Linked DNA regions of Homo sapiens: region 2 is linked to region 1. A link is a contact called in ENCODE Hi-C or POLR2A ChIA-PET data. All regions are on one chromosome and are shown on one strand. Each heading gives the region's core, a stretch centred on a gene start or an enhancer-like site at or near the end of the contact. The rest is flanking DNA. Distances are from core to core; before and after follow the strand shown.

Region 1 (5,049 bases), core at 1,765-4,264:
ATGATGATTTAGTCTTAGAAATAAGATTAAATCCTATCATTTTCACTGCTTACCACCCTGTAGAGCTTGTCACTCAGATATGCTTAATGCCACTATCTCTCAAGTAATCTAGGAACTTCTGACCTATTAAACATTCTGCAGTTTAGAAAAACTCTTTTTTAGTCTTAACACCGGGTGGCTTGCTTCAGAATATTTCCTACATGTTGGGGCTTATCCCATGCTGGGTTTTCCTTGTGGTCAGAATTTTATATACTGTAGTACTTTTTTTTTTTTTTTTTGAGACAGAGTCTCGCTCTGTTGCCCAGGCTGGAGTGCAGTGATGCAATCTCAGCTCACTACAACCTCCACCTCCCGGGTTCAAGCCATTCTCCTGCTTCAGCCTCCTGAGTAGCTGGGATTACAGGTGCGCACCACACCCAGCTAATATTTTGTATTTTTAGTAGAGACGGGTTTTTCACCATGTTGGTCAGGCTGGTCTCAGACTCCTGACCTCATGATTTGCCTGCCTTGGGCAGATTATAGGCGTGAGCCACTGTGCCTGGCCTGTATACTATAGTTCTTTGAATGACTCCTTTCAATAGTTGTGCTTTGCCATTGGCTCTGATTCAGTTTTCTTTTTCTTCTCTTTTCCTTTTTTTTTTTTTTTTTTTTTTTTTTTTAGGAATGCAGAGCAGTTGCTGGGGTGATTGACCTAGGCACAGTGGAGATATTTCCCATCTTCAAAGCCATGCAAAAGGGCCTCCTTGACCAAGACACAGGCCTAGTGCTTCTGGAATCTCAGGTTATCATGTCTGGCCTCATTGCCCCTGAGACGGGTGAAAACCTCTCTTTGGAGGAGGGCATAGCCAGAAACCTCATTAATCCCCAGATGTACCAGCAGCTCCGGGAGCTACAGGATGCCCTGGCCTTAATAAGCAGGCTTACTGAGAGCAGAGGCCCTCTTTCTGTGGTGGAAGCAATTGAAAAGAGAATAATCAGTGAGACAGTTGGACTGAAAATCTTAGAAGCTCACCTGGCAACTGGAGGTTTCAGTCTTTCCCCTAGTGAGAACTGTATTAACCTGGAAGAGGCTTTTCATCAAGGCCTCATTTCTGCATGGCTTCATTCAGTATTAGAGTCTTATCTTAGAACATCCAAGAATTTGATAGACCCTAACACAGCTGAGAAAATTGGTTTGCTGGATCTGATGCAGCGATGTATTGTCCACCAGGAATCAGGATTCAAATTACTGCCTGTCAAACAATTGGCAGGGGGGATGGTGAGCTTGAAATCAGGCCGGAAGGTTAGCATTTTCCGTGCAGTTCAGGAAGGGCTAATAGATAGGCAGGTCACTGTCCGGTTGCTGGAAGCTCAGCTTTTTGCTGGTGGCATAGTAGATCCAAGAACAGGACACAGACTTACAGTGGAAGAGGCTGTAAGACATAATCTGATTGACCAAGATATGGCCTGTGCTATCCTCATAAGGCAGCTTCAGACAGGAGGCATCATAGACACTGTCACGGGGCAAAGGCTAACAATAGATGAAGCAGTGAGCAATGATCTAGTAGCTGCTAAGATCGCCCTTGTGATTCTGGAGTCCCTCTGGTCATTCATGGGGTTGCTGTGGCCTGAATCTGGAGAGATCCTCCCAATTACAGATGCCCTAGAACAAGGTATTGTGTCTACTGAACTAGCACATAAAATCCTTAGTAACCGACAGCATATTAAGGCTCTGTTTCTACCAGCAACCACAGAGATTTTGTCCTGGAAGAAAGCAATAGAAAGTGGTATCCTGGATAGAGATCTTGCCAATAACTTAAAATCGATTTGTATACCTGATGTGATGCCCCACATGCAACTAGCAGACTCTGCAGAACAAAATATTAATCCTGGAGCAGCAGTTCTACCGTGCAGCAAGAGCCACCCTAAGGCCACAGCAAGCCAGAGTGAGAATCTGTTGTTCCAGCTGATGACTCACAGCTATATTAATGTGCAAAATGGACAGAGGCTGCTTCTGTTAGATAAAGAGCTGATGGAGACACTAACATCCAGAGATGAGTATCAAACAAGTCCTCCAAAAGTGGTTGAAATTGGGCATCAAAGGCAAAAAACTCCTGAGGGATTGCAAGAATCAGCTAATGTGAAAATCTCAGGAACTTTCAGCAGTGGGTGGACTGTGAGGCTGCCTGAGTTCCAGTTTTCTTCTCAGAACAAAGAATATCCCGATCGGGAAGATTGCACTACAGAAAAAGGCAAAAAGACCACTGTAGAAACAGAAGATTCTTCTGTAGAGAACCCTGAACAGGATCTGTTTGTAGAACAAAAAGAGAGAAATCCAAACATTGATGCTTTGAAGGTAATAAATAAAGTCAAATTAGAGGTACAAAGGCAGTTGATAGGTACCCAAAGGGAAGACCAAACAGCAGTGTCTGTCAGAGAAAATGCCAGCAGGGGACACCTCCTGACCATACCTCCTGCTGAGGCGGAAGGTGTGCCGTTGGTGGTTGACAAAGATGTTTTTTCTGTTGAAACACCAAAGAAAGAACATCAACCTCTAAGAAACACTTCCTTTACATGTCAGAATGAACAAGCACACACTCTTGAGACTGAATATATTCATGATGAAACTGGAGGATCTCACATAAAACCCCAAAGCAAAAAGTTACAAGTTCAGGTAAAGAAAACTCTAGGTATAAAGTTAGAACTAAAGTCTGAAACTGATGGGAATGTTCATCCTCTGGACAAAAAGGAAATGTTAAAGAAAACATTTCTGGCTAAGGATGACCATAAAGAAAGTCAAGAAGCACAGAACATCGCAGGTGGTAGTATGATGATGTCAGAAAAGACCGATGAGGAAGATAGTGGCAGGGAAATTTTTCTGTCATGCAGTCATCCATTAGAATTGCTTGAAGAAGCTACCTTAAATGTATTATCTGCACAGTTACTAGATGGTGGTATCTTTCATGAACAAACAGGTCAAAAGCTCTTACTAAATGAAGCAATATCCCGAGGCATTGTGCCAAGTCACACTGCCGTGAAGCTTATGGAGAAGCTGAACATGTTTCAGGGGTTCTTTGACTCTCAGACTTGTGAGTCTTTGACAACTGAAGAAGTCATTAATGAAGGTCTGATGGATGAGAAATTATTACATAATGTCCTCATGGCAGACAAAGCTATAAGTGGTGTCTTAGACCCCCGTACCCAGACACTGTGCTCTGTAAAGGATGCAGTTACAGTTGGACTTCTTGACAAGGAAACAGCCACCAGAATTTTAGAGAGGCAGGTGGTGACTGGTGGAATTATTGATCTGAAACGAGGCAAAAAAGTTTCAGTAACTTTGGCCTCAACTCTTGGCTTGGTGGACGTTGCTGACCAGCCAGAACTTATAAATCTGGAGAAAGCTTCCAAAGGTAGAGATGCTGAAAAAACAGTTAGGGAGAGATTAATTAGTTTACAAATGGAAACAACAGGACTTATAGACCCTGATAGTAAAGCACCTTTAACAGTTGTGCAGTCCATTGACAGAGGTCTTTTGGAGAGAGAGGAGGCCGTTCGTTTGTTGACTAAGCAAGTGGTAGATGGAGGTATCATTCACCATATATCTGGGATGAGACTTTCTGTTGATAATGCCTTCAGACATGGCTTAATTGGTGAAGATTTAGCCGAGAAACTCAAAAGAGTTGAGAACTTAAACATCCATCAGATTTTTAATCCTGAAACGAAGGAAAATATTTCCCTCCCTAAAGCCATAAAATTAGATCTTATTACCTCAGACCTGAAAAGAGAAATCCAGGAGGTTCAGGCCTTTACTGGAAACTTTGTGGATCTCATTTCTGGTCAGAGATTGACCTTGGCAGAAGCTAAAAAAGAAGGACTGTTAACTAATGAAGCAGTATTGTCTCCAGGAATGATGCATGGCATTGTAGATCCCGAGAACTGCAGAATTGTCCCCTACTCAGAATTAGTCAAGAAATGTAAGATTGATATTGAATCTGGACAGAGATATCTAGAAGTAATTCCCTTCTCAGACATTAAAGATGGGGTGAGCGACAAAGTGCTTACATTGTCTCAAGCAATTCAGCTTGGAAAAGTAGACTTTGCATCTACGCTGAAGGTTCTAGAAGCCCAGGCAAATACTGGTGGAATCATAGATACTGCTACTGGAAAAAGACTGACATTGGCATCAGCTTTGGAAGAGAAACTGGTGGATGAAAACATGGTCAGAATTATTGCATCTCATCAGGTGTTAAATGGAGGAATTGTTGACATATTTAGTGATCAGAGAGTGACTTTAGTAGAAGCTATTGAGAAAAGACTGATCAGCCCTGAACTGGCAAATATGATCCAAATAGATAGTTCAGAGTTCAGCGATCACAGGGCTCAGATTGAAAAGCAAGAAGGGATTGAAGTGTGTGCATTACAAAATGAATTTCTAGGAAAGGATATGTTAATTGCTTGTAATCAGACTGCTGAAATGAGTTGTAATAAAGTAGAAGAGAGTGAGAGATTATTTCAAGTTGAAAATCAGTCTGCACAAGAAAAGGTTAAAGTGAGAGTTTCTGATGGGGAGCAGGCAAAAAAGAGCAGGGAAATTTCCTTAAAGGAATTTGGGTGCAAGGATCAACGTAAGCCAAGAATGTCTTCAGATGCTAAAGAATTTATCAGTATCATAAATCCTCATAATCTTAAAGGTAAATCCTTGGGCCAAGTGTCATTGACACACCCTTACTCTGAATGTGATTTTAAACTTAAAGAAGTGGCTAGAAATAACATGGGAAATGATACAAATGAAGAGCAGGAAAAAGCAGTGACAAAAATAGAAATTATTTCTCATATGAAGCAGTCTACCTCATGTCTAGATTCTGAAGAAATAAGAGAAAATCAAGGGGAAGTGATTTTGGAAGTACAAGAAACATATTGTGAAACGTCAGGCAAATTGCCGAGTGAGCAGGTTTTGCAGCAACCAATGAATGCTCGGGTGAAAAGTAAGAGAGAGAAGAGGGAGGTGATTGTAGAAGAAAGTATCAGAACATGCAAACCAGCATTTCTTTCTGAAGAAAAGTTGTATCA
Region 2 (4,576 bases), core at 1-2,500, 72 kb after region 1:
ACTAAAAATACAAAAATTAGCTGGGCATGGTGGTGCACACCTGTCATCCCAGCTACTTGGGAGGCTGAGGCAGGAGAATCACTTAAACCTGGGAGGTGGAGGTTGCAGTGAACCGAGATCGTGTCACTGCACCCCAGCCTGGGTGACAATGTGAGACCCTGTCTGGAAAAAAAAAAAAATTAACAACAACAACAAAAAAATTTGGAGACAGGATCTCACTCTGTCGCCAGGCTAGAGTGCAATGACACAATTACAGCTCATTGTAACCTTGAACTCCTGGGCTGAACGATTTTCTCAGCTCAACCTCCCAAGTAGCTAGGACTACAGATGCACATGCCTGGCCAATTTTTTAACTTTTTGTAGAGACGAGTGTCTTGCAATGTTGCTTCGGCTAGTCTTGAACTCCTGGCCTCAAGGGATACCCCTGCCTCAGCTTCTCAAAGTATTGGAATTACAGGTGTGAGCCATTGAGCCCAGCCAGAATTTGCTTCTTTAGAGTCCTGCCTTCAGCTCTCTACTTAGAAATATTTGTCTTTGCCATCTCTGTATATCTGAAATCCTAATGAGTAAATGTGATTCCCTCCATAAAGCCTTCTCTGATACCTCCTGCCTTCCTTCTTCCCACCCTTCTGTCAGGTCTTTTCTAACTTGCAAAGCCCCATGATTTTGTCATCACCATGGTTTTGGTGACCATTAGTCTAAAAAGAGGGATTAATACACTGTCTTTTGGAAAGTCTACAGGCAGGAAAGGGCTTACAGGGGTCATGAGAGTTCCTGCAGAGTGTGTGGAAAGTTTTCTCATGGGTTCACGAGTACATGAGAGCTCAAATAGCATCAAAATCCTTAGTATCCCACTTAAAGCAAACTTCGTGTCATGCTATGTTGCTTTATGAGCCACTCCGTAGCCATGTTTATAATAATAAAAGTACCAAAGGATGGCAGTGACTGATGCCCAACAGGTACAGACTAATACTGTGGAGTTTCTACTTGCTACTAAATAATGCTTGTAAAATCTAAAGATCCTAAGATGAAAGGCATTGTGTAGATTTAAAATGAGCAAGATCCAACCAGTCCTCTGTATCCTCTTCTACTCAGAATTAGTCTTCCAAGAGAGAGCACCCATCAAGGTGGGTGATAAGGCATCATAGAATCTAGGGAAGTGTGAATCTGGGGTCTCCAGATTGTCCCAGAGGGCTGGCATTTTAGGTCTGGAGCAGACAAGGGCAGGATGCCAGGTCCAAAACTTGGAAAGGGAGCTATGTTAGGGTGTGAGGAGACTCCACCCGGCTGTCTTTCATTAGGAAGACTGCAGGAAGGAGCTGGAAGGGCCAGGATTTTTCTTTCTTCTAAGTTCACTGAAGGAAAATCTAACACCAAATTCTGTACTTGGGAATTTCAAAATGAGTAGAGAATTCTTTGAACTCTGTAATCAATTAACCGGAAACTCATTTGAAATTTGGCTTCAGTGCATATGTTTGTGGTTACAGGGGTGGGGGAAATATCTGAAGAGGGTCTCTGGAGCTCCCTGTATTTCTCTTTTAAAAAGTTTATACACAGCATGTGAAATGAACAGATGCTTTTTTTTTTTTGTAGCTATCAGGGCAACAAGAGGTGGAAAGCTGTATCAGGTATTTATTTCAGTCCCTGAGATGGCTATTGGCAGAGTTTCACATACCTAAACTAAGGAGAAACTCATGAACAGATAAAAATTAAGACATGGAGGAGAACTTGTGCTTCCTCTCTTGATTTATTTCTAAACACATACTGATGATTTTTTAAAAAGAGCAAAGCACTCAGAAAGTATTCTTTGGCTTTGGGTTCTGGGGTTTTTTTGGAGGTGCGGTGGGAGGATTAGATTACTATATGTAATTTCTCTTTAGGTTGTATTTAAATTTGTTTTCCTAACACCCTAATTAGAGAGAGTGTGACTGCAGATAATAAGTAATTCGAATCTGAATTTCATAGTCGTAGGAATGCTCCATTTATTTATTTATATGGATCACTGATGAGAGTAGTAAGAATATTGGTAGATAGACATGGGAGGGAATTATTTAAGAAAAGTCTGGATTGGTTGATACCTGACTTGGTGAGGAAACAGTAAAGGAATTTCTGTTCATGAAGTTTGTGATTCCACATCAAGATAATTCTTTATGGCTGGGAACAGTAGCTACGCCTGTAATCCCAGCACTTTGGGAGGCTGAGGTGAGTGGATCACCTGAGGTCAGGTCACCAGCCTGGCCAACAAGGGGTGAAACCCATCTCTACTAAAAATACAAAAAATTAACTGGGTGCGGTGGCGCATGCCTGTAATCCCAGCTATTGGGGAGGCTGAGGCAGGAGAATCGCTTGAACCCAGGAGGCAAAGATTGCAGTGAGCCAAGATTGCGCCACTGCACTCCAGTCTAGGCGACAGAGTGAGACAGAGTCTCACTCAAAAAAAAAAAAAAAAAAAACATTCTTTATAATAGAATAACCACCCATGTTTCATCCAGAGCCAGAATTCCTCAGATTCTTCCAACCAGAGGGGCCCTGGCATGCTAAACAGTCTGTTATGATATCTGAACACTTAAGTGAATGTATTTGGCCAGGGATATTTGCTAGTAAAATTGATCTTTCCTTCCCTGAGTTTTTCCAGTTGTGCTGAATAATTAAAGGAAAATTAAAACCTGGATTCCCTAAACTGTTAAGTATCAGATCTGTAAGCTGTCAGTCCTTAGGATTACAGTGTATCAGAGTTAGAAAGGACTTTAAAATTCATCTGAACAAACTGCAGAAGATTTGTAAATCTGTTTTCCCAAATCTCTGCCAAGTGATTGCTTGAATTTCTGCTCAAACACCTCCAGGGTCAGGAAAGTCACCAGTTTAGGGGACACTCTATTCTTTGAATAGCTGTGAGAAGCTCTTTGTTGGTTTTAAATCTCACATCTTAGTGTGCCAGCTTAAGGAGATACCCAGAACAAGTTTCCTTCCTCCCACGTCTCAGCCCTTCAGATACTTCATGCTAATTACATCTCCTAGAACTTTCTCTAGGTCAGACATTATTGGGTCTTGCACTGTTTGTTCTTCATAGGACAGGGTTTCTAGTGTCTTGGCAGTATACGACCAAGAGGACACAGGATTCTGGGGCAGTGCCTTTAAAAGTTTTAGAACTAAAAAATATTAAAACTAGAAAGGGTGTCAAGACACAACCTAGTCGGCCTCCCCACCCCTTTCAGTTTACAGATGGGCAGAGTCTTTTGGATTTGAGTGGGTAGAATTGATCAGCAGCCGTTGTTGAAGTGAGAAATGAAGTGTAAAGCATTTTACCAGAGAAAGGTCTTTTAGTTGCCTAATTCCGATTACAGGCTTCAGCGCACTTCTCATTTTTGCCAAGGACCAGTCTGATTCCCTAAGTAAGCCTAAGGCTCAGCTCAAGGTTTCAGTGCCAGATCTTCATACACCAGGTGTTGGTTTCACTTACTGTTTGTGTAAAGGATAGAAATAACTTTTCCATAAGTTTTGCGGTATATATTGACCACATGGTCCGACAGAGATTCCGAATTTTAATAGATGTTTTTTTCCTTCATAAAATCAGAGAATGGCCATCACAAATAGAACAGAGTATTGGACCCGTTCAGAGATGCAGCTGCCTCTGGTGGACAGTTTCCTGGGTTGCCCTTTGTACTTTCTTTGTTTAACAGTCACCAGGTGACCAAGTGGCTTTTCTAAAAGCCAAAGGCCGTGGACGACGGGATTGTGAGCGACTTTTCTCTAGTGTTTTCTATTTGAGATTTGAAATACCCATGCTTTTCATCTGGTCCAAGGAGGCTCAGGTTTCCTTGGCTGTGCGCAACTATAAAGGACCCAGGTGTTTGGTCGTAGGGCTCAGCTGTTGGCATCCCCACCTCCCCCAACACCCCATTTTCTTCCGTCATTGATACCACTCAGGTCTGTGAGCAGAGAAATCCTGGTGGGAGAATTGACCAGGACTTGATATACTTGAGAAGGGGGAGAGGGAAGGTAGAATGTGCCTAGAGTTATCCAATAACTTTGGTCTCTGAGCGTGACCGAATTCCTTTGGGACACCGGGAAAGTGCCGGGTTTAAGGCTGGAGTGTTCTTCGGTCCGGCAAGGGGCGCGCTAAAGGTGACACTGGAAGGAGCAGGGACAGCCTTTGGCGGCAGAGATGGAGCCGAGAGCGATGCAGGCGGCCTACCCCAGCCGGCGCGACCTGCCGGCACACGGGAACTCGAGTGGCCGTCGCCAGAGCCGGCTAGCTGGGGGAGCGCGGGCGCCCTTTCTGGATTCGTTCGCCTTTGGGCTGGGCTCGGAGCCGGGCCGGTTGGAGCGAGACAGGGGCGGGAGGGGCCGGGCCAGCGGGAGGAGGGCGGGGCTTTCCTTTGTCAGGGGATTTGCGCCGCGCAGCCCAGACTCGCGCGGGTTCCGTTCCTCTCCTTGCGCCCTCTCCGGGGGCGGGGCGTTCCCCTCTGGCCCCGGGGCGCGGTGGGCGTGGGCTGCGGGAGCCGAACGGCTGGCGTCCCGGGTCTCTCGCTCCGAATCCCGCAGAAGCCCCTCCTTCGGCGCCTCAGCCTCCAAT

Evidence for each region. Hi-C counts contacts between places; a loop is a spot of excess contacts on that map. ChIA-PET counts read pairs that join two places held with the same protein, here RNA polymerase II (POLR2A). Pooled maps may share reads with other maps.
Region 2: a map of dorsolateral prefrontal cortex shows a loop between it and region 1 (1.9-fold over the local background). The contact joins two enhancer-like sites. A Hi-C loop is called at or near these places in 1 of 168 maps with a recorded cell type or tissue (dorsolateral prefrontal cortex), 1 of 37 single-sample maps with no recorded cell type and 3 of 50 pooled maps. POLR2A ChIA-PET finds 5 or more read pairs at or near these places in 4 of 52 experiments (AG04449, MCF 10A, activated B cell and 1 more).

The regions. Positions count from the first base shown.
Region 1 is chr1:39,330,542-39,335,590 of GRCh38, forward strand. It overlaps MACF1 (microtubule actin crosslinking factor 1), which reads left to right. Exons shown (of 101, transcript NM_001394062.1): 37 at 662-5,049. Among named protein-coding and RNA genes, the nearest start is that of MACF1, 130 kb to the left of the region's middle. Within about 2 kb of position 3,015, at least 3 of the 41 ENCODE cell types and tissues checked have a DNase peak (open chromatin) inside an H3K27ac peak, as active enhancers do.
Region 2 is chr1:39,404,306-39,408,881 of GRCh38, forward strand. The region is part of intron 58 of MACF1 (microtubule actin crosslinking factor 1); the gene reads left to right. Among named protein-coding and RNA genes, the nearest start is that of BMP8A, 85 kb to the right of the region's middle. RefSeq lists a silencer at 4,218-4,576. Within about 2 kb of position 1,251, at least 3 of the 41 ENCODE cell types and tissues checked have a DNase peak (open chromatin) inside an H3K27ac peak, as active enhancers do.